Regions from separate parts of the Mus musculus genome. Here regions 1 and 3 are each linked to region 2. A link is a loop called in an ENCODE intact Hi-C map of the cell type or tissue named here. Cell type or tissue: heart. All regions are shown on one strand.

Region 1 (8,000 bases), 53 kb before region 2:
AAAAATATTTTCACAGGCATACTTGAGCTCATAAAATAAAAAATACCTACGCGCAAGAAATAAAAAGAACTTCTATCAAGGGTAGGGTACTTCAGCTGCCTCTCTCCAGAGGAGCCTGATCTGTGTCCACGTGCATCCTAAGGTAGCTGTGTGTGTGTGTGCCCCAACACAAAATCATGAACTAACTGAAGATAGTATGACTTTTTTTTTAATCCACTGCTCAGTTCTCAAGTGTGCCTGGTAGAGGCTGAGGCGTTAATGCCCAATAAAAGCCACCAACTGTGAACAGATAGCATTTGGGAGGCCTGAGCTGGAGACCCTCAGACGACAGTGACTTAAATTTAAGCCCTTCCCGTGGACCCAGGGACTTCCTAGTGATGCTTGCTGCTTTCCAGAGGTGAAGCTAAGAGAAATGCAGTCAGCTCAAGACCAAACACAAAGGTGTTCTAAGTTCTAAAAGTCACCACTGCTCTCCTGGTACATGGACCAGGGGGCTCCAGCAAACCAAAGCCAATAGGATTGACTTTAATAAATTAGCCTGGAAGCCCAGGGAGCCACGGATGTTACAGCTCAAGTCCAAAGATAGCTAGGAGGCAGAAACCTCTGTCTTCAGCCCACACACACACTGGAGAGGGGGATGCCCCACTCAAAGTCTCTCAATTTGAATGTTAATCACACCTCCAAAGGCGCCCTTACAGTAACATCTGCAGAGGTATGTGACGAAAATCTAGGCAATGATCTAGCAAAATTAATGTATAAAAATTAAACATATGCCTGATATTTAAATAATATATTTTTTAAAAGTAACATAAAATTTGACCCTTGTTCTATCCCTGGGACACAAGGAAGGACAAGGAAAAACTTCTTGCCATGAATTCTCTTTATTCCAAGGCAGAGCACAACTAAACTAAAAATTACAGTTAAAAGGGCTATAAAACAAATAAGAGAGTTGTTACCTTGTATTTATTGCATTTCCTACCCCTGTGACCAAATGCCAGACAACGGCATTCAAGGAAGGTCCAAGAAATACACAGAAGGTGGCAGCGGCTTGGCCCAAGGCACAGACCAGAAGCTTGAAGAAAGCCAGTTAGTGTGCAGCTGGCTTCTTCTGTCCTCCTTTTTTCTCAGTCTGGGACCCCATCCCGTGCGGGTGGTGCCTCCACTTTAGGGGAGATTTTTCACTCCTCAGTTAAACCTCTGGAAACATCCTCATAGACACACCCAAAGGTAGACCTCTTTAGTACCCTAAGCATTACCCTTGTAATCCAGTCAAGTTGACGATTGAAATTGGCCATTCCACACCCCAAGAATTTTAAAATGAAACAGTTACTTAAGAAATTGTAGTCTGCGTTTTTAAAATGTCAAGTAAGGAAAAAGATTTAAGGACAGAAAGTACAAATAGAATAGTGGGCTTGTTTTTTATGGTTTTTTGACAAAATAAAGCTTTAGAAATAAAAGATATGATCAAACAATATTAAACAGAAGGTAGAACAGTATAGGTTGGTGATAAGGCAAGCGCTTAGCACTCGAGAAGCCATGAGTTCAAATCCTAATGTCATTTTTTTTAATCCAGTACAGTAGACGAAGCTGAAAAGAGGCATACCAAGCTGAAACAAGCCTTCAAAATTATCCAGAATGTAACATAGAACAATTAGGATCAGAAAAAAAAATACAGGAAGACCTGTGAGAAACAGACACTGAAGGCCCAACTGTCTGAGTGCCATAGGGGGAAGCTAAAGGAACGGAGAAACATCCAGAAACTGCCTGAGAACAGTTTACAATACCCACATGGTCCTGATGGACAACTTTGATATCACTCCGGAGGCCTTGCCTTTGGGGATATTTCCAGAAAAGCTTTCCTGAAGAAAGAAGACTCATCCTGAATGTGGACACTGTCCATGGGGTGAGGTCCCACACTGTATAAAATAGAGAAAGTGAACTGAGTACCAACAGCCATCTTTCTCTACTCCCTGGTTACAGATGCAACGTGACTAGCTGTTCGATGCTACCTATGTGATGGACTGTACCCTCAAACTGTGAACCACAGTAAACCCTGCCTTCTTCCTTGGCTGACCTTGATGGGTATCCTGCTATAGCAATGAGAAGAGAGACTACTGCAGGCACAGATCTTAGAACTGAAGAGACATGGAGTCTAGAGCAGGCGGGAAAGTGCCTGCAGGCTCATTTGAGAAAAATGCAAAATACAGACCACAGAATTCTCAAAACAGCACACCAGGAGGTACGAGAAATTACCAGTAAAAAAAAAATGGACAGCAGACTTTCCACTAGCAAAGGCTAGCCAGACATATCTCGGTGCTCAAGACCATCAACCATCATTATAGAACGATCGACCAGGCATCCCATCTTCAGAAGAGAACAAGGGACTCAGCTGAGATGAACAGGAAGGGGGAGCCACTGACAAAAGAAGAAATGGAACCTATCTATCGTAACAAATACTGTGAGATAGCAATTTGAAGATAAAGTGGGCATCAAACGCTAACTATTAATAGCATAGAACTCAGTTGTTATGATGAGGGCACCCTTAGCATGCACAGAGTTTGAGTCCATGGAAAATTATTACAGCAACATGCATGACATAGATACTTATACTGACTCCCACGTCAGTACTCTTCCTTCTTCGTTCTTGTGACAGAGTCTGGAGTTCTCCACAAGTCAGCAATGAACGTGCTGCAAAGGAGGTAGCACAGACGATGGTATCCGTGTGCCAGGGAGGCAGAAACAGAAGCTAACTGACGGGCCTCTGGAAGGAGCGGTCTGTGTTTATTCATTTCCATTTTATCTTCTTCCTACCCAGGAGCAAGGACAAAATGCCTGGGGGAGCAATGGGCATCTTGTAACCAAGAAAAGGGGGAAAGCTGCCCGATACTAAGGATGGAAGAAAATTGCAATAAAAGGTTCTTAATTCTGGTCACTTAACTCTGGCCTCCTTACTTCAAACCAACTCCTGGAGCCAGGACTTTCAGTGCCACCCCCTAACCAGCATCCATCTTCCGGAAACGTACATCCCTCACCTCGGAAAATAGAGAGAAACTAAGGGGTTCATTTCAGTAATCAATGTCCCAAATTTTAATCAATCCTACTTACACAATGGAAGTCATTTGAACAACCAGAAACTTAAACGGAGAGGTCCAGAGGGTTTCAGAATCTATAAGCACATCCATACTCTCAAGTCACTATAAACTCAGGAGACCAGACACTGGGACATGGAGGTCAGGACAAGGAATAAACGGCATACCAGAGGAGCCCAAAGGATGGAAGCCAGCTCTACAAAGTGCTTCCAAGAGCCTTCCTGCCACAGAAATTCCATTTAGCAACAATCATTCTCATGGCCCTGGGCCTGGAGGGAGGTGGTGACAGGGTGGCCTGTGTCTGTGATACTACTAATAGAGGAAGAAGCCACTGGGTCAGTGCCCCGCCAACCAGCCTCCTCCCACACACGAGCTTCTGGAAAACAGAACAAAAACAGATTCTGAGCACTAAGAATCCTCAGGTGAAGGGGGAGCAGGGTCCTGCACTGAGGACCCTCCAGTCCCACGAGAAGACATGGCTTAACCTTTTTGGAGCCTCCAGTACAAATGTTATAGACCTAGCTGTCTTTTAAAAGGGAGGAGTCATGGATCCTGGGGCACCATGTTCTCACCGCCTCACCTACACAGACTAAGCAACTCAGGAGCATGCTCTGTCTGTAATGGACAGAGACGCAGAAGTGCTGTCTGTCAACAGGAGCTCGGGGAACATCCCCACAGCCTGGCTCTGGGGCCATCTCTCTCTTTCTTTCCCCATCATGATGCCTGCCCATGGGAATGAATCTGAGCCCCGAGCTCACTTGTGACCCAGGAATGGCGACCTCTCGGTGGCCTCCCTTCTTCCCTCCAAATATGTTTCTGTTCCTTTTCCCCACTCCCGGTGACCCTCCCCCACCTGCTATTTCCCAAGCTGGCCCTGGGAACATCATGCCAATGGCCTACCAGTGGTCTTGTTTTACATGATACATTTCCAAAAAAGACCAAAAAGTCCTTTCCAGGAAAATGCCATTTTAAAAATTCAGTCCCAGACACCGTGGCAACATAAGGAAAACAAAGGACTTGGCAGAAAGGTTGCTCTGAACTGGGACTTTCTCTCTAAAATACCTTTTTCCAAACTGTGTGCAGTAGGAGCGGTGCCAGGGGTCAGTTCTGGAACACGCAAACAATCCCAGACACCAACTGGTGCTGTCTACATAGTTCCCTCTCCTTAGCTGGACTATTCTGGGATTCTTAGGTTTAATCCAGAAAGCTTTCAAAGGGTCCCCAAATGAAGAAGCAGCCACTGGAAGGTCAGGAAATAGTTTCTACCTTCCTTGGGAAGGGACTCTTTGCTACCATCACCAAGCTGAAGGCCAGCAGGTCATACTATGTTAGTAGAGAACTGCTCTGCTCATTATTCTAGTGAGAGGAGACGAGATCACACCTGGAACATGCAATGAGGTCCTAGTTGCTCTTAGGTAGGCTCTAAGCAATATGACTTGTTCTCTTTAAGAAGAAAGGTGGACACACGCACACACACATACACACACACACACACACACACACACACAAGAAAGGACACAGAGATAGTGGCCTTCTGGAGACCCAGAAGAAATCAATTCTGCCAGCCCTTTGCCTCAGACTTCTAGCTTAAGAATTAAGGAAATTCTATTCTTTGAGCAGCTCAGACTGTGGTATTTTGTTATGGCAACCCCAGAAAGCTAATACAACATCCTTAATCAACCTGGTCATTGTTACCATCTTACAGGGGACAAGCAGTCTCAACAGGCTATGCCACTTGCTTTGAAGTAAGCTTTGAAACATAGCAGTATGACTTCAGAGCATGATCGCAAAGAACTGTGTCCAACCACTTCTCAGTGAGGTTATGTATGTGCGCGCGTTCCACTTCGCTGCCGGATAACAAAAGGCCCCACGACCTCACAGCTGAAGTGACAGCATTTATATTGCTCATGTCAGCAATTAGACAAAGCTTATGGGGAACAGCTTGTTCCCCCCACCACCGTGTCGGCTGGAAAAGCAGGCTGAAAGTTGGGCTAAATCACCTGAGGTCTCATTTAGTCATCTGGCAGCTGACATTGGCTGTCAGCAAGGAATTGAGCTGGGGCTGTTGTCCAAAGCTACATGTGGTCTCTCTATGTTCGCTGAAACCTAATCCCAACATGGTGGCTGGTTCTCTTGAGAGAGTGATCTGAGCAGACCCTCCTCTCCCTCCTACCACCACTGTGGCCATTCCAGGTGTGAGATTAGACCACTCGATGCTACCTACCTTTTAATGGCAAGAATAGCTAAAGGCCTTCAAAACCACCACAGGGCCTGGACTATGGACATGGTTGTACATATTCATTAGTAATGCAATACTATTGAAAGGGCATCATGCAAGAAGTCAACCCTCTGAATACAGGATGGAATTCCAAAACTCATCAAGGAAGAGACTAATGTCTACTTGTCCACCCTCGTCTCTATAGGGTGAAGGTCCCTTAACCCTGGGGTCTGTAAGATAGCGCTGCTTTCAGTCAGAATTCTTCTCATCAGGCACTGCTTGACTTCCAGTCAGTGATGTTCTCTCAATGTAGCCTTGTCCCATATCAGAGCTACGGTCTTAAAGAAGCAACTCACCTCTGCATGGAACACCCCCTCAGCATCCAGCACCCCCATTGATGCCTCTTGTGTAACTCGTTAAAACCCTATGAAAAAAGTGACACTATTGTGTCTATTTTGCAGATAAACTCAGGCTCCCAGGAGATACAGTGCTCTCCCGAACTCTGCCCCCCCCCAACCCCTGCAGTTAGTAAGGGGCAGAACTAGAACCATCTGCCCAGCCCATCTTAGGCAATTTGATGTGCCTGGCCCAGTTAGAACACAACGAAGCAAGAGTGCACCAAAAATTGGGGGAGGGGGGAAGCCTTGGAGTCGGGCCAAGCTACGTTCCACCATCACTTATATGTAAAAAAGTAATGAGGCATACATTGCCTCACTTTCAGGATTCTCAGTGAGTTAATACACGTACCAGGCTTGGCACAATGCCTAGCACACAGTAAATGCTTAATAAATATTAGTTATCTTTGCTGTGTTATTATCAATAATATTTGTGAAAGATCCACTAGAGAGTCTAGCATATGGCAGGCATTCAAAAAAATGATAGCTGTTAATCTTGTTGTTTAAGTCCTGGAAAAGCTACAGGAATTCAGAGCAGGGCCAGATAACAAGGTAGTGAAGACAGAAAGCAGGCTGCCCAAGCAACTGTGCAGATCTGCAGATCTCAGGCTAATCCTCGAGCTTGGGTATGACTGGCCTTGATTAAGTGGAAATGCCTCCCAACAGAACTCTCATCCTCATCGGCCTCAATGAGGAGATGACAAGAGCCTCCGGAGCCTAGGGGCCTCTGGGGAAAGGAATTTCAAGGAAGAAAATCAGAAACGCCCTGGTTTGTGTTCCTGCCCAGCATCTCCCGCCATGGCAACACACGTCTACAAGTCAAGAGAGTGCGATCCTCTCACCTCGCCGTCCTTTGGGTCCATGGCAAACTTTGAGGATATAGCTCTGTGAAAGGAGAGTCAGATGGTTGGAAGTAGACTAGACTTTCCAGTCTCAAACTCAGCCCAAGTCCCCAGAGAAGCAGTGAGCAGAAGGACTAAGGTTGGGGACCGGTGACAGAGTGCTGGGTTGGCACGAGCAAAGAGGTGGGTTCTATCCCCAGCACTGCAAAAAAAATGTGTAATCAATACTCACAGGGCTGGGACCATGGCTCAGGGAGGCCACCAACACACACCTAAAAAGCCACCAACATGCACCTAAAAAACCAGGTGTGGCAGCAGGTACTTAAAACCCCAGTGCTAGGAAGTAGAGACAGAATTCCAGGGTCTCACTGGCCAGTGCATCTAGCCAATTGATGGGTTCTAGATACTGTGAGAGGCCCTCTCTCAAGAAATGATGTAGAGGGCTAAAAAGATGGCTTAGGGGCTGTGCTTGCTATTCTTACAAAGAATCATCCTTTGGTTCCCAGAGCCCACATTTAACACACAAACAACAACAACAAATAGCAACCCGGTAGATAGCAGCTACTGGATTTTTAAGAGAACAAAAAGTGCCACCTTCACCCCTTCTCCACACACAGAGGGGCACTTGGAGCACACACACACACACAAACACACACACACACACAAACACACACACACACACACACAGACACTTGGAAGCACACACACACACACATACAGAAGGGCACTTAATACACACATGTGTGCACACACACACACACACAGATTCATTAGTGCTCACAGCTCTAAGCTCACCTAGGAAGCAGCCATCTTTTACTTGCCTGCTAAGCCTTCCCACCACTCCGGACTTACTGCTTAAGCACTAGCTCCATTTAGACAGCCGGCTCACAAGGAAATCCTTGTCCACTTGAAAGCCATTCATTGGCTCCCACTAGCACCGCTTGGATTCCCTCCTGAATTCATAGGAGGCTATTGGCATAACTCTCTTTCATTTTCTCTTTCTACTATTTAATGAGCTCGGGATGGACTAGAACCAAGAACAGGGCATCAGAGAGCCGAGGTAATCACCCTGATTCCTCACCACCTGCTATCTATCGGCGCTCTCGGCATACCTGCTCCATCATTTTCTCTGCATAAAACTCTTCTCTGATGATCTATCAGCAGGTTGCACTGTTGCCTGGCTGAAGAGTATTCCACTGTCCCAGTTCCAACATCCCAGAGAAAGACTGCTCAGCCATGACTGGGATCATGAAGCCACCTCCCACCCCTCAAGATGGAGGAGTAGCATGAGTGAGCTTACAGACATTCAAAACAACATGCACACCAGAGCTTCCCACTGGAGACCTGCAGGCTGACTCTAACCAGGACCCTGTGCTGTGTCTGGTCAAGGACATTGTTGATCATGTATACATATATGTATATATGTATATGTATATTATATGTATATGTGTATGTA
Region 2 (8,000 bases):
CTGCACCCAAGGGATTCCTCGCCAACAAGGCCCAGCTCCCCGACTAGCTGTATTTCTCAACGTGCTCTCTATTAAAAATGCTGCTGCGAGCTGGCAGTATAGTTCAGGGACATAGTCCATTCCTGGGTTCAGTCCCCAGTACCCTAGTGTGAAGTGAAATAAAAGAAGTTTGTTCAAGGTGATGCTTTTTCTAGAGTCCCATTGCCTTAGACTACGATGGTCCCTGATATGTGATATTGTTTCCTTCAGAGTTAGTTATGCTAATTTTTATTACTATCAATGAAGATTTCAATTCCACTATTTTTTAAATTCTCTACCAAGAAGCACTTTTAATTTCCTTTCAGAGTCCCATGCAGTGACCTGATTTGACTTAGACGGGATGCTAATACTGTCTGCTTCCTATGACCCTCTCCCATCCATAGTCTGTATGTCTTGGTCTTTTCATTACCCAGGGTCATATATTGCTCAGTGTAACCCGGTTCCCTCCACCCCAGGAGAAAGGTTCTCAGTCTTCTTGCCCTGCTCCCCTAGTTTTAAGAAAGGAGGAAAGACATTCAAACCACTTGTTTGGATTTTAAGAAACTGGGGAGAGGGCACTGGGTCCTCGAGCCTGTGGAAATGTGATCTACACAGGAAATCTCTAAGAAGACACCTGTCCCTCAAGGGTCTTTGTCTCTGAGGCCCCAGGAGGAGCTGCCTCTCAAGGGAGACTCCCTGTGAGAAAGCAGGGCACACAGCACAGACCAGTGAGGACAGCTTTGTCTGTGGGGTAAAAGACAATTGGTGAACTCTGAAGCACGAGGAGCCGGGGCAAAGACTCCAGTTTGCACTAGACGTCTGGAAACTCAATATTGCCCAAAGTATCGGTTACCTCAGCGGCTCAGATCCTGCCCTGCTTGGAGGCCCTCTCACATAAAATGCTTGGTGTGCCTCTGAATGAACCCTAAGAAAAGTATGTCAGAGTCTCTTAGAAAGGGAAACTGTACCTGGGAGAACGACACAGGAATCATCAAGATAGGAAATTGAGTATGACAAAATATCAATAGGTCCCCATGTGTGCCTTGGCCCAGGGATGGGACTAACAGGGAAGTCACCCTTCAGATGTCAAAACATACCCCACCATACAGCTGCTATGGGACTCTTTTCCAGAAAGCTTACCCTACATGCTGTTTTATTATCAAACATACTCAATAATGAATCACCAAAATATGAGAAACCTTCAGGTCTTGGTTCTATACCAGTGGGGAATTATAGATGCACAGATCTTAGCATCTGTGGAAGCATTCTCTCTGCATTCACTCAGCGCCTGCCACCACTCAGACTCCCTCCAAAGCTTCATTGTGGATTCAGCATTGAGTATGAACCTAGCAATATGATTACCACAATGTGTATACTGCAATGGGATACACGTAGGGACAAAAACCTGGGCTCAACCCTGAAGGACTTCATTTTTTTTTTGTTACTTTGTCTTTTTTTTTCCCAGAGCTGAGGATGGAACCCAGGACCTTGCGCTTGCTAGGCAAGCACTCTACCACTGAGCTAAATCCCCAACCCCAGGACTTCATTTTTTAAATAGGGGTGTTGAAGTGTGAGTTACTGAGAATGGCAAGCTACTGTCTAGTGAATCTTTTAATATGGAGGGAAGGTAGGTATGTGTTACTAAGGATTACCCAACACACACACACACACACACACACACACACACTCACACACACACACAGAGACAGAGACAGAGACAGACAGAGAGAGAGACAGAGACAGACAGAGACAGACAGAGACAGACAGAGACAGACAGAGACAGACAGAGGCAGAGGCAGAGGCAGAGGCAGAGGCAGAGGCAGAGGCAGAGGCAGAGGCAGAGGCAGAGGCAGAGGCAGAGGCAGAGGCAGAGGCAGAGGGCTTTGCACATGCTAGGTAAGCCCCTTCCAGTGAACTTATATCCCTAGATCTTAGTTTCAGTTTTGAGACAAACTCAAACTCACTCCTTAGCCCAAGGAGGTCTTGAACTTATAACGCACCTGGGCTTAGTAGCTAGAGCTGCAGTTTCCATGGTCTTGATGAGCATTAGGCAAGTACTCGCGGTAGTCTGCCTCCCTGAGAGCCACCAGTGAGCGCCACGCCCTTGTATCCATGTGCTCGTACAGGGCTCTTCTCCACTGATTAGCGCTGACATGTGTAACTAATAGGATTTGTGGGAATGAGGATGTGTGACTTCTGAGGCTGAGATGTAAATGACAGTACAGCGTCTCCCTCTTCTCTCTTGGCTCATTCACTCCAGAGGAATAGCACTTCTGTGTGGCAAAGGCACTCAAGAAGCCCCGCCCCGTGGGGAATCCCACAGGGAAGAACTAAAACCTCCTCGTTAGGATGGGCGTGCGTCTGAACTGGCTCCCACCGGCTCCTGTTTTGAACGTGTTCTCCAGCTGGTGGTACTCTTTTGGGACGGTGTGGGGGCTCTAGAAAATGGGGTCCAGCTGGTGGAAGTAGGTCTGTGAAGGTTCTCCTCCCTTCCCCCTTTTCTCTGCTTCCTGGTCCACAATGATGCAAACAAGCCTTACTGAAACCTCCCACCATCCCAAAATGATCTGCTTAGCCAAGCCTTCCTTGCCACGATGGGCAAAGACCCTCTGACACTATAAGCCAAAATAAATATCAGTCATTTTTACCGGGGCATTTTAGCCACGGTGCAAGTACCAGGCTCAGCTCCTGTCTTAAACCAGGCAAGTAAACCATTTTAGAATCGGAACCTCACCCATACCTTGCAATGCCTGTATCCCCAACTAAGATCTAACCCGTACCTCCATGAGAAATCTCAAGTCCAAACTATCCAGCTAAACTGCTCCCAAATTCCTGACCCATAGAAACTGTGTGGCACGGTGTTTACTGCTAGTTTAGACCACTAAATTGTAGGGTAATTTGTTATGCAGCCATGGATAATGAATCCAGTTCTCTTCCAACTAAATCCTGTGCCAGTCTGGTTGGGTGTTTATTATTGTCCCAACCTTATAGATGAGGAAATTGGAATTTAGAGGGGCTTAACGTTAGAAGCAACATCTTTCTGTATCTATAAAACTTCTAAGTCTGTGTGTCCTTAAACTCTACATAAAACAAAACAAAACAAAACAGGCTTGGGCATACATAAATGCAGATGTCTATGCAGGGATCGGAGTGGGGGAGATAACCCACGGGAAAGTCAGAAACTAGAGCTGACGAGGAGACAGGGAAGGATGCTTAGAGGATGCAAAAAGTTTCAGTCAAACAGAGTGGACAGCTGGAAGATGGATTCTGGACGGAGCCAAACAGCCTGGGATGTACAAACTTGGAAGAACCAAAGCCTTGCAAATCCTCTGCCAGGGGAAGACTGTGACTCTAGCCCAGAGTTCACCTCTGTCATCACAGGATACCAATTCTCTTGTGTCTCTTCCACACTCCTGGCCGATCCCCCACTCTAGACTAACCCACCTCTTATCTATGACAGTTCCTCACATACCTAGCTCCCCAGCATATGTGAACACAATTCTGTTCTGACAGGCAACTTATGCTCTGCACAAAACAGTGGCTCTACTGTTTACATTTGACGTCATTTACATCTTGTCTGCTGAAACACATCTGCCTCTCTCCTTTCTTTAGTTTGGTTACTAGAATGTCAAATTCGGGCAATTTAAGACACCAAGCGCATTGCTTTTCTTCAGGACAGCAACCAGAACAAAAGCTTGCCATCCGAGGATTTGTTGTTACTATGGTAACCGTACCCAAATGTGACTGCACCTGAGTGGGGTCAAGGTCTATCACGGTTTGGATCCGGTTGACCGATTGCTCTGCCCTCTCTCCTGGGCATCATATTTTGAGCTAGTAACTCTAGTGGAGATACAGAAAGAAAATGTAACTAGTTTCCTAATGGCCGAAACCAGGGAGCTTAGTAACTATAAATTGGCAGAAATGAAATTTTCCACCCCTTGGGAAGCCAGCATGATGCCAGACAGAGTGGTACACACTTCTAATTTCAGCCGTCAGGAGGCTGAGGCAAAAGAATTAAGAGTTCAAGGCAAGCCTGGGTTGGTCGCAAAAGAAAAGAAAATAGGCTGGCACGAGGTGAAGGATGCTTCATTAGCCTTGTCAAAGGAGCGACACAAATACATCGTGGAGATGTCTGGCTCAGTGGTCATTGTAAAAGCGAAAGGTGTTGAAGGGTGCTGGCCTAAAGTGAGTTAAGTAAGGGGGACTGAGCAGCCTGCCCCAAGTCTGGCTCTCTGCGGTGTGGGAGAAGGAGGGGCCAATTGAAGGTTTACGGCAGAGACTCGACCGCCTTGCCACCCCCTAGGGCTGTATTTAGTAACTTGCACTCTACTCCATTAACTGTGCTTGGGTTCCAAGCCCTCCCCCAACCCTCGCAGCTCCATCCCTTCCCCCACCTCCTGACTGAGCCGAGAGCCTTGGAAGGGAATGAGAACGCTGAGAGCTTGAGAGTGTGGAGTCGGGGGAAGAGCTTGGAACCGAAAGCTCTCGGAGCCTCTCCCCGCGGCCCCATCCTGGCTGATAAGCAAAGCGAACTGACAAGTGATTGGAAACAGGAGTTCCCAGGCCCTTTAACCCTTCCCTGCCTTTGCCCGGTGTACTGATTCCCTAAAGGCTTTCAGGCCCACTCCCTGGCAGTCGCCCCTACCACCACCACCAACCAACCAACGTTTCTGTCTAGCTCCCTTTGTTCTGGTGGTTCCCTCAAAGCTGTCCTTCTGCCTGAGCAATATTGCCACCCCCACAAGAGACGCCGCTCCTCCAGCCATTGGACTATGCCTCAAGTCAGAAGATCACCGCTTTAACCAGCCTCTACCGAGCTCACTTTTTTTTTTTTTTTTTTTTTTTGGTTTTACGAGACAGGGTTTCTCTGTTATATCCCTGGCTGTCCTGGAACTCATTTTGTAGACTAGGCTGTCCATGAACTCAGAAATCCGCCTGCCTCTGCCTCCTGAGTGCTCACTTAACCAAACGACCAAGTGGCACGAGTCCCAGTCTGCACTTCGGGTTGCTGGTGGAGAGTGTGGTTGAGTTCCAGTCACATCTACCCGAGCTGCTCTGCTGCCCTGACTGGCTGTGCAGAGCCGCAAGGATCTTCAAGCCAGATCTTCCTTTGCTGAGTTGGCCCAAAGGCCCTTCACACATTCACCAAATGTTGCAAGCATCCTAAAGGGGCAGATGACAAAGGATATCTGCCCCCTGAAGTGACCAGAGCAGCTAAAGCTGAGAGTCAGGCAGCTCCGTTTACCACAGGGTGGGAAGGCTTTGGGATGAAACCCAGAGGTTTACTAACCACAGTAATTAAGATTAAAAGAGGCTTCCTTCAGTAGAATGGAATTCAGATAAACTGCCATTATCAGGTAAAGCAGCTTTGCCCCTAAAAGCCCTTACCTAAACAGGCAGTTTAATGAAAAATCCCTAATCTCTGGCCACATCTGACCCCTTCCCTCCCCCCGCTGCTATCTTCCTCCTTACCACCTGTCCACGTCAAGATTCTAGTAAGACCAAAAGCCCATATGCTTACAAAGCACAGCAAAACTTAGTGGTGGCAGTGGTGGAGGCGGTTCAGACCGTCCTGACTAAGGTGCTGAGTGTCATTCATGGAATGTCCCTGGTGGTGGTGTCTCTGGCAAGAACAATGGTAGCAAAGGTGAGAAAGGGTTAGGTCTGACCTTGAGCAATGGTGTGTGCCCTGCACCACCCACCCAAGGCCTGACTTCAGGCCACATGGGGAACTTATTTACAACCTGAAAGTCACAGGCAGGGTCCCTAGGCAGTGTGCTGCATCTCTAACAGTCTTAGATGAAAGACCTTGGTGTTCATTCAATCAGAGGCAGTTAAGGATAGACAACAAACTGACCTGCCTGTGGGTGTTCTCACTTCTCAGGCTACACTGCTGGCAACTTTAGGAAGAACCTAAGCTTGTGAGTAGGAGCCTGATGGATGGGAAAAGCCCAAAGCTGTGGAGTTCAGTTGTCTGCTGTAGGTAAACAAGAGGTTAGGATTCAGGGTGAGTGGATCGAACGGTGTGCCCATGCGGGAGAGACAAGAACAGAACACTAAAGACGGAAATTACATAGAGAATATCATGAAAATGTCCCCCCTTAATTTCCACCTTGTAAAATGAATCTCATCCTCTGTTCCCACTAGAGGAAAACTATTATCAAGGAGGTGGTGAGGCTCTTCCCCAAAGGCACATGCCCTGTGACTGGCAGAGGCCATGATTTCAGAGAGCAGCCCACCTTCCTGAAAGATAAATGTGTTTCCTGCTAGACCACAGAGCAGCAGCTAGAATGAGCGTGTTGGGAGGGGAAGGGTTAACCATTCAAGGATCTTCCTCCTCTTATTGCAAGGCTAAACTCTCTCTTCTCCCTCCCTCAGCCAGAACAGATGAGGAACCCAACCTTGAAGATGCAGGACAAGGAAGGTGAACTTGAGGAAGCCTTGTGGCCAAGGAGTCCTGGAGGAAACTTCTTCCAAGAAAAAAAAAATAGCATGAAGGGGGAGGGGCATCTGTAAGTCATATAACAAACACCAGACCTCTCCCTTTTATACCTCATTCCTTGGGTGGGGGCCAGCAGAGGAGCCATGTCTTTTGGGAAACTCAAATCACCATGAACCCTGCACTTTCTCTGTGAGCTCTGTGGGCTTCCCTGAGCCTGGAGAGTGAATGCATGCACCTTCTTTGGAGGAAGCTATATTTCTGGAAATATGACCCTCTGGGTTCATAAAACCCCTGTTTCTTGGGAGAGTCCCTATTTCTTTGCACTAAGGGTTTTTTTTGTGTGTGTGTGTTTTGTTTTGTTTTTCCTTCAAAATGTAAGAGCCTTTGGAGCCAGTGCTGCTAAATCTTAAGAATAAGTGTGTAAGCTGAAGGTTGCTAAGGTATCTCAACACCTGGCTCTGAGGGCACCTCCCAAGCTTTTAAGAGGTGGATCTCAGCCTGGGCTGTAGCAGCCACTCCAGGCCAAAGCCAGGTATTTCCAGACCTCATCGACTTGGAAGAGAGTTGTGGCTGCCAGGACACCAGGGTGGTGGAGGTCTCTGAGCTCCAAAGCTAATGTGATGTGGGTGGGTTAAGACACAGGGATTTGAGACAAAAGCTATTAGAAAGTCCTTTGTCTTTCTTAAAGAAAAGAAAAAGAAAGAAAGAAAGAGAGAGAGGGGAAAAAACAGTGAAACATATCAAAAGGCTGTCTTAGCCTCCAGAAGTCCACTGGAAGCAGATGGCATGTCAACAGGTCCCAGAGGCCCTAGACCTGGGGGCCTTATTGGAATGCAATTACTCTAAGTGCTGGCTATTAGGATAAAAAGGCAGGAATGCAATTATAGAAGGAGCAGGCAGTGAGCTCTCATTGATTAACCTGTCCTGTCTGATTCCATTCCCCACAGGGGTGATTTTCTGGGGCTCCAAGCCCTGCCCCGTGCCTTGCCCTGTGCCCTTGGGTTATGAGGAAGAAAAACAGTCAATGTTGACGGTGAATAGGAAAAGTGAGGTTCAGCAAGGCTCCTGGACCTTGAGCCTGCCTGGAAAATACAAATGTGCATTTTCTTTTCTTCTTTTATTTTGTGTGTTTTGGTGTACACACACACGCACACACACACACACACACGCACTCGCACACACATGCACGCACATGCACACACACACACATCATATGTGTGCCTGATGGTACCTAATGGAGGTCAGGAAAAGGTGTCAGATTCCTGGAGTTACAGACTTGTGAGCCACCAACCATGTAAGTGCTGGGAATAGAACCTGGGTCTTCTACAGGAGCAGCAAGTGCTCTTAGCTACAGAGCCATCTCTCTTCCACCACCCTAACTGTGAATTTTCTAAGAAGAGCTCTGCACACTTACAGCCTAGAGGGTCTATAGTCCTCAAAGAGTTCAAAACATCCAGATTCCAGAGACTTGCCAGAAGTCCCCTCACTCCAAGTGGTCAGCATTCACCAGGGGTCAATTCCAGTTGTATAACTTCTGTGC
Region 3 (8,000 bases), 91 kb after region 2:
AAGAGGATGGCAGATGAGAGATAATTGCCCACCCTCTGTGAGTTTAGAGCCACGTGACACACTCAGTGATCCCCTCTTGATCCCCCACTCCATTTCCCAAGCTGCAGTGAAAAGAATGGATTCATGGAGCAGGGCAGTGGTGGCATATGCCTTTAATTCTAGCACTCAGGAGGCAGAGGCAGAGGCAGAGGCAGGTAGAGCTCTGTGAGTTCAAGGCCAGACTGGTCTACAGAGCTAGCTGTAGGACAGCCAAGGCTACAGGAAGAAACCTTGCCTTGAAAAAAACAGAGAGAGGGAGGGAGAGGAAGAGAGAGGGAGGGGAGGGAGAGAGGGAGAGAGAGAAGAAGGAAGAGGGAAAGAGCAAGGATTGGTCATAGAAGCTATGATATGTTATCTCCCAGCCATTACCTGCACACATGCCTCCAGCCCTAGCTCTTACATGCTAAGTGTCAGGCTCTATTCCACCAGCCTCTGCTGGCTCAGTCCATCACCACTTGTGGATGGCCAACTCTTGCTCTCCGCTTGCCACTCCATCTACCCAGCATAGGCAAAAGCCCTGGAGCTTGGTCCGTACTGCTTTCCCTCCCCAGCTCCCTGCTTCTCCGTTCAGTTCAGGGTCCCAGCCCCAAAGTAAACCTCTCACACCCTCTCCCGGGTGACACAGCAGGCACAATCTTAGAAAGCCAAAACTGGAGGGAAGATGAGATCACCTCAGCAATGACCAGGCGTCCTGAGCTGTGGCTGCAGCTGAGCTGGAAGGAGCAGCTGGCTAGAGCAGGCCTTGGCAAGAGCTGGCGTGGGGAGCTACTCCATCACAGGGTCTGGTGCCTGCTGGGGAAACAGCATAAACAGGCCAAGCTGTGGGAGCACCAGGAGCCCTCAGAACATTCTGGTTCCTGGTTTGAGAGGGAGACTTGTTTCCTGACATAGTTAAGGAGCTGAGGGGCTCGAGTTTCCAGGCAGAGTCCCACTCAAGGAAGCAAAGCTGTGTCCAGAAAGCTGGGGTCCCCTGAGCACAGCTTTCTCCATCTTTGTCTGACTACCTCTCTTGAGATTCCAGGCCTTTAGCTGTCCATGTTTCTGCCCCTTAATCATCTCTATTCAGGCTTTCTCATTTCCCCATCCCCATCTCCCATAACCTTGGGGACTCTGATGTGGGGCTCCTCTATGTCCTGTGTGTAAGAAACCTGTCATTGTCTGTTTTTGTTTTTGTTGCTATTTCGTTTTGTTTCTGTAGCTTGGAAAGGTGAGCTTCACTTCTTCACTCAGGGAGGTGGACACCGGGTGAAGGAAGCAGGCTGTGGCCACCTCACCCTCCATCCTTTCGAAATCAGTCCCGCTCCCTGAGGACCTGGCTCCAAGAAGGACATAGCTGAGGCTGGGACTCTTGGTTACTGTGGTATCAGAAGGCTGGGTCCAGGCCTTCTGGCAACCATTGCAGTGTACAGGAGAGTCAGTCTGATGAACTGCTTGCCGCTCTGCTGATTCCGGGGAAAGACAATACTCCAACTCAAAGGGAGCCTGGAAGGCCGAGGGATTTCTCCCGTGGAAAACCAGGGGTAACGGAGCCAAAGTTGCTTCGGCCTTGAAGAAGAATCGCAGACAAGCACATTGTCTAGCACAGCAAACATGTCTGTTTGCTATAATTAATTATATAATTACACATACTGAGGACTTACCATAATACAGAGAAGGGTTGACTACCTTGTCTACGGAATGTCAACTGGGACATTACTCCAAATCCAGAGTTCTTTACGCAGCCTTTCCTAGACCTGAGCAAGGGATTCTGTACATTCTTAAAGGAAAGAAAGCCACAGAATTCCAACAATACATCCTCCAGGGCCCTGCATACCCTGGTAATGGAAGGATTGTCTTTACTTTCTATAAAATCTTGCACATGCAGCTGAGACAAAGGAAGGGACCAAAGGACCAGGAGAAGGCACTTCAGGAAGGTAGAAGATGGCCTGGAAGAAAGCACCTGCCTCAGGCTGAGGAGTGTAGCTTTCTTCCGGCTGGTGGAAAGTTGGGGTGCCAGGCTGCATAGAGGGCTACCGGAAGCCCATGGAAGCCTGAGTTACCAGTTCAGCTCATCCCCTGGTTGTTTTGAGAGGAAAACAATTCTCCAACAGAGGCATTAGCGACCTGGGTTGAAAGAAACGGAGTTCTTCAACACGGGCAAGCTGGGAGGATGTGATGTCCTGAAGAAAGAAATTACCGATGAACTATTTCCCAGAAAAGGTGACCTTTTAGAGTCTAGGCCAGCTGCTTCCTTCCCAAGCACTGGTGTCTGACTAGTGTGTGGAATTGGGGGAAAAGGAGGAAAGAAAGAAAACATAGCAAGTCTAAAGCATGAAGCCTTGTTGAGCTAATGCTGGTCTGAAGGCTCTTGTGTGTGGTGAGGAGTCTGGTAAAGAGTGGGATCAAGAAGATGCTGCTGTCTGAAAGCTGTTGAGAAAACAGAACCAGGGCTGAGCTGGACACTGACCCGTGAGGCCCAGGCTATGGTGTGGGCCCTGAGCTGGACACAGGCCTGTGAGGCCCAGGCTGTGGTGTGGGCCCTGAGCCGGACACAGGCCTTTGAGGCCCAGGCTGTGGTGTGGGCCCTGAGCTGGACACAGGCCTGTGAGGCCCAGGCTGTGATATGGGCCCTGCCTAGCCTGTTTTTGAGTGGCTGGGCAAATAAAAATGAGGAAACAGCAGGATTGCATAGTGTTTCTGTTTTCCAATTCTTTGAAACAACTCCTCTTCCTGGGTGGCACACACACACACACACACACACACACACACACACACAGACAGGCAAACAATCAAAAATTGGTTAAAGTCTGTCAATTCAGAAACTCTAATTGGTTCAAAGCTTTGATCTCTTCCTTTTAGGAGCAAAAATCCTATTTCTGTGGCTGAGCATGCATGTCTTGATGTCTATGTGTCTCCCTGGGGGCTGAGGGAAACAGTAAATGTGAGTCAATACAACTGAAGGGTCGCTGTTTCTCTACATGAGGACCCTGCTTTCGGGGTTCTGGGTAGGCACCAGGCGAACACTGGTGCCTATTTCTCTGGCCCTGTTGTGCACTGAACTTTCAAACCATAACAGAAACACCAAAGCTTGGCAGAGATATCACAGGAATAATTATCTAATTTCAGAACATGTTATTATAATACCTACATGATGTGTAATGAAGTTAACAATGTTCACATTCTATTCACCAACTCTGAGCTGTACACTCACGATGCCAAATCCTTCCCCACGGACGCTTCTCCGAGACATGAACATGCAGAGGATCTGAAGAAAGCTTTTCAAGAAATATGCCACACACATACACAGTGTTTGGTTGTGCAGCCATCAGAGGTGAAACCGCCAGAAGTCAAACCTCTCCTGGGCATGGTAGCTAGCTGGTCCTCACACTTCTTGAGTAGACACTGTAGAACTAGCAAGGGAATAGTAGTCACGTTGGGGTCACCCAGGCAGACAGTCTTTCTTTGACTCATCTGTGGGCCAGGGCATTTCTGATCCCCCCCCCCAGCTCCCTTCCCTGGGGTGCTGGGTCTAGATGAGGCTCAGTGAAGGGGACTGTTTGCTCCTGTTCCCTGTTGACTTTAGCCAGTAGCTATGTTTACAAACCCAGGTTGGTTTTCCCAGCACAGTTAATTAGACCAAAGACATCTGGTGTGAGGGCTGGGGAGGGCATCTGCTCAGACAGCCCCCTCCCCAACCTCCCAGCAGCTATGGGCCAGAGCTGGGCGGGGCAGCTTAAACAGGAACAGACCTATAGCGCACACTCCATCAAACCCACCCAAATCTCTCAGGGGGAATCATGGCCTCCTTCAACCTGCCTTTCCCATGACGAATAACTCAGCATGGTCCCCACTTTCTGAGTTTTAGGGGACCAAGAAGTCAGTCAGAGCCAGAAGGCCTACCTCAGTGCGATCACAGGCTGAACTTCCAAAAGAGCTAGCCGCAAGTTTTATTCCCTGTCACAGAGTTCCTCCCTGCGTTGGATAGGAACAGGAGACCTCTTGAGGGAAAACCCCTCCTTCCTAGAAAGCCCCTCAGAAAGGCGGCTCTGGATTCTTTCTCCAGCCCCTAAATTTTACCCCATATGCCGTCGCTCCAGCCGAATCCACGGCACTGCAGGAAGAGAGATAACTTTTTCCTGCCCAGAGCAAAGCAGGAGGGAGCCTGAGGAAGTGAGACGACCTCGGTGGACAGTTTCAGTGCCCTAGGGAAGTGGAGAGCCACGAGGGGGAGGGGCGGCAGCTTATCTCGCAGGAGGGGGGAGCTCACTCCAAACAGCTAATGCACTGGCGTGTGAAAGCCCCTCAATTAGCACTAATGATGCAATCAGGGAGGGAGGAGGAGGGACCAGAAGTTCTGATGGAGTCAGCACTAACACACAGGGCACACACTCACTCCCATCCTAGAGACACAGTAGCCCCTCGGGACATGCGGATGCACACATTCCACAGACAGATGTGCGTGGACACTAATGCACTCGCTGTATACGGTTCCGACCCCCTACTGGCGGGTCAAAGATCGAGGTTCTCGGGGATGGGGATGGAGCTGTGTTGTCGAGATGTGGGGATTCGGGAACCAGGAAAATCAGAAAGTCCTGGTAGAAGACAGTTGAAAAAAAAAAAGAATTCTTCCGAAACCTCCTGATTAACTCTGAGACCACAGTCCCCACCCCTCGCGCTCTCGCAGGTGCGGGGCAGCCTCCCCAGTGCGCCGCCCTTCATCACACCCTGAACCCGGGCTGTCCCAGAGCAGCCTCACCCGCAGAAGGAGGAACCCCTGCGCACTGCACTGCAGCCCCGACTCCCCACCTCCCCCAGGAGGCAGCGTGTACCCCTGAGATCCCCGCACCCGGGCCTTGGCGGCTTGCCCCTTGGAGCCCGTTACCCGCCGGCCTCGCCCCTCCAACTCCCCGCACCAGGTCGGCCAGCTCCGCTTTCGGCCTCCGGGTCCCGTTATCCAGCCTGGCCTCGGGCTTGGAAGCCCTGCGCGCGGCCGCCCCCTCCCCCTCCCCCGCTCCCCAACCCGAGCTCGGGGGGCCGCGCGCCGGGCAGGGCCGGAGCCGCCTCCGCGCCGCTTCCCAGGCCCGGCTGGCCGCGGGAGGAGGTCCCGCTGTCAGTCAGCGGGGAAGGCCGGCCCGGGCGGCCAGAGGGGGCGGCGCCGAGGACTGGCTCGGCCGGGCGCGGGGAGGCGCTGGCGGAGGGGCGGGCGCGGGGGTGGCTCCGGGCCTTATAAGCGGCGGGGGCAGGGCGGGAGGGAGGCAAGTGTCAGGCCGATGTGCCGCCCGCCGGGGGCCGGGGTCGGGGCTGCCCGGGCCATGCGCGCGGGCTGGGCAGGGGGCCGGCGCGGCGCGAAGCCGAGTCGCCTCGGAGCCTGAGCCGCCCGGGGCCGGGGCCGGGGCCGGGGCCGGGGAGCGGCGCGCGGCCGGCCGGGGGGAGGGGAGCGATGCGGCGCCGGCGGGCGGCCGTGGCCGCTGGTTTCTGCGCCTCCTTCCTGCTGGGCTCCGTCCTCAACGTGCTCTTCGCACCGGGCTCGGAGCCTCCGCGGCCAGGCCAGTCCCCGGGGTCCTCGGCAGCCCCGGGCCCGGGCCGTCGCGGGGGCCGTGGGGAGCTGGCCCGGCAGATCCGGGAGCGCTACGAGGAGGTGCAGCGCTATTCCCGCGGGGGGCCGGGGCCGGGAGCGGGCCGGCCAGAGCGGCGGCGCCTGATGGACCTGGCTCCGGGCGGGCCGGGCCTGCAGCGTCCCCGGCCCCCGCGGGTCCGGTCCCCGCCCGACGGCGCTCCGGGCTGGCCCCCTGCTCCCGGCCCGGGCTCCCCCGGCCCGGGCCCGCGCCTAGGCTGCGCCGCGCTCCGCAACGTGTCTGGCGCGCAGTACGTGGGCTCAGGCTACACTAAGGCTGTGTACCGGGTCCGCCTGCCCGGCGGCGCCGCGGTGGCGCTTAAAGCAGTGGACTTCAGCGGCCACGATCTGGGCAGCTGCGTGCGCGAGTTCGGGGCGCGAAGGGGCTGCTATCGCCTGGCGGCCCACAAGCTGCTCAAAGAGATGGTGCTGCTGGAGCGGCTGCGGCACCCCAACGTGCTGCAGGTACGACAGTGGGGTTCCGGGATGAGGGGGCTGGCTGGCCACTCTGAAAGACTCCTTGGTCTTACGGAGTAAATAAGTCTCAGGGCGTCCAAGACTGCCCAGTTGCAGCTAGGTGCAGAACCCAGATTAGGGAACCACACTCAGCACCACCCTGCCGGGGTCTCTCACCCTTTGGGTAGAACCCTGTACCAGCTTAAACGCATCCCGTAAAGACAGAGGCAAGGACCAGAAGGGTCCCAAGCTGGTGATAAGGCAGTGATTAGGAGTTGTGACCACAGAGGACCCTGCTGCTGGCTAAAGCTGGTGGAGTATTATCTCCAGTCATAGTGACCTCAGGTCCAACTCCAACATCCAGCTTCAGTCAGCTCCCAGATGCAGAAATAGGATCCCCCATATTGGTAGAGCCTGAACCATACTTTTTTCAAAGTCCAGCGACACGTCTGGCTTTGGAGGTGATGTTAAGCCTCAGTGGGTATGGGAGGGGCCCAAAAGGAGACCATGGATCTGACTTGATCTTCAGGGAGACCCTCATTTCTCACTGGGCTCACAGGCCATTGAAAGGGATAAAAGAGGCCAGAAAATACACAGCCTTTCCCAGAAGTGACCACAGGCTTCCCTGGGACTTCAAGTGGGTCCAGCTGAACCACAGGGGAAGCCTCAGGATTGTAGGCCAGAAGACTCCAGGTCTGCTAGTATGAATACCACACTCTTGCAAGTGTGCTTAGCCAAGAGGCTAGACGGTTCAAAAAGCTAGATGCATACTTTCCTAGCGAGAAACTCTGTCCTTGTTCATTGGGGGCACAGGCAAGAAGGATGCACCCCCACATCTCGTCCATCCAAGGTTGCATTTAGAACAGACCTTCACAATGCCACCGCCATCCAAACATAAACCCACTTCCCCTCTCTGAGTTCTCTGCCTTGGATAAGACTACTTACTCTCTATGCATATGTGTGAGGTGACTGAAAGGGGACCCCTGACTGCTCTTGGCTGGGTAACATAAGTGTGTGCAACCCCCCCCCCAGCTGTCCATACCACCCACCCACCCTCAGAGTCACTTTTCTATACCCAAAGAGCTGGCCAGAGGCACAGCAGTCCATCTTTTCTTCCCTCAGCACTGAGAAGGGGGCCCCAGGCCTCGAGGGATCTGTGGACCACAGAATAAAGAGGCCACAATACTACTTGTACTCCTAGTGGCTCCAAGTCTCCCTAGAACTAATGCCCCCAGTCCTGGCCATACTCTTGTGACAAGTTCTGTCAAGGTCCCAGGCCCTGCATTTGGTCCCAAACACCCATTGTGTGTGTTTATGTCTGGCTGCATGGCTAACACTGTGACTGGAGCTTAAGGGAGTGAGCGGCTGGTTACGTGGCCATTCTAACTGGGAGGATCTTGGTTGTTTTTTTTTTCCCTCTTCTGGGTTCTTGGGAATTTTCTGGAAACCCTGAGGTGCCAGCCAGATTCTGAGGAGGATGGAGAGGCCTTGACCAAGTGACTTAGCGGGGCATTTGGTGTTTGTTAACTGTTCAAGGCCATTTCTCAGGACAGGTTTGTCATTCAGTTGGGCCTTCCTAGCCATAGGGATTCCTCCCTTGATGGCCTCACCATGCATTTCCACCATGCATTTCCACCGACTACACCTACAACCAGATCCACAGAGTGGTCCTTGTCTGTAACGTTGCCCCCACCCCCCACCCCTAGTAATGAGGGCACCAGAGAAAGACAAGACATTACAAGGGAACATGTCTCGCCCATGCCTTCTCCAGCATGGCATCTCTCAGGATTGTTTGTGAGACTTCCAGTCTGAGGAGCGAACACCCCTAGGACAGAAGGATTTCGAGTCCTAGAGAAAGTGGAAGTCCCTAGGGGACTTGGGGACAGCTTTGGGGATGAGATCCTCTCATTCG

What was found. Hi-C counts contacts between places; a loop is a spot of excess contacts. Peaks named below come from ENCODE experiments on the same cell type or tissue, not always from the same donor. Only the 100,000 strongest peaks of a DNase experiment are listed, where the experiment ranks them.
Region 1: it touches region 2 in a loop (2.0-fold over the local background); 3 of 42 quality-filtered maps call a loop at or near these places.
Region 3: a loop joins it to region 2, with 1.9 times the contacts of the local background. A loop is called at or near these places in 7 of 42 quality-filtered maps.

What each region holds. Positions count from the first base shown.
Region 1 is chr17:83,066,086-83,074,085 of GRCm38, forward strand. The region is part of intron 2 of Gm19689 (predicted gene, 19689); the gene reads right to left. Among named protein-coding and RNA genes, the nearest start is that of Gm19689, 8.1 kb to the right of the region's middle. In heart, no CTCF peak of the experiment used is centred here; a DNase peak (open chromatin) is centred at 3,366; H3K4me3 peaks cover 433 bases; H3K27ac peaks cover 2,284 bases.
Region 2 is chr17:83,118,679-83,126,678 of GRCm38, forward strand. No RefSeq gene overlaps it. Among named protein-coding and RNA genes, the nearest start is that of Gm41631, 5.7 kb to the right of the region's middle. In heart, a CTCF peak has its summit at 4,299; a DNase peak (open chromatin) is centred at 4,433; H3K4me3 peaks cover 1,440 bases; H3K27ac peaks cover 6,431 bases.
Region 3 is chr17:83,210,008-83,218,007 of GRCm38, forward strand. It overlaps Pkdcc (protein kinase domain containing, cytoplasmic), which reads left to right and starts at 5,276. Exons shown (of 7, transcript NM_134117.2): 1 at 5,276-6,097. The coding sequence starts at 5,459. It overlaps Gm34686 (a long non-coding RNA gene), which reads right to left and starts at 5,127. Exons shown (of 3, transcript XR_001782234.2): 1 at 711-5,127. In heart, a CTCF peak has its summit at 4,532; DNase peaks (open chromatin) are centred at 754, 4,384, 5,184, 6,014 and 2 weaker places; H3K4me3 peaks cover 4,640 bases; H3K27ac peaks cover 6,136 bases.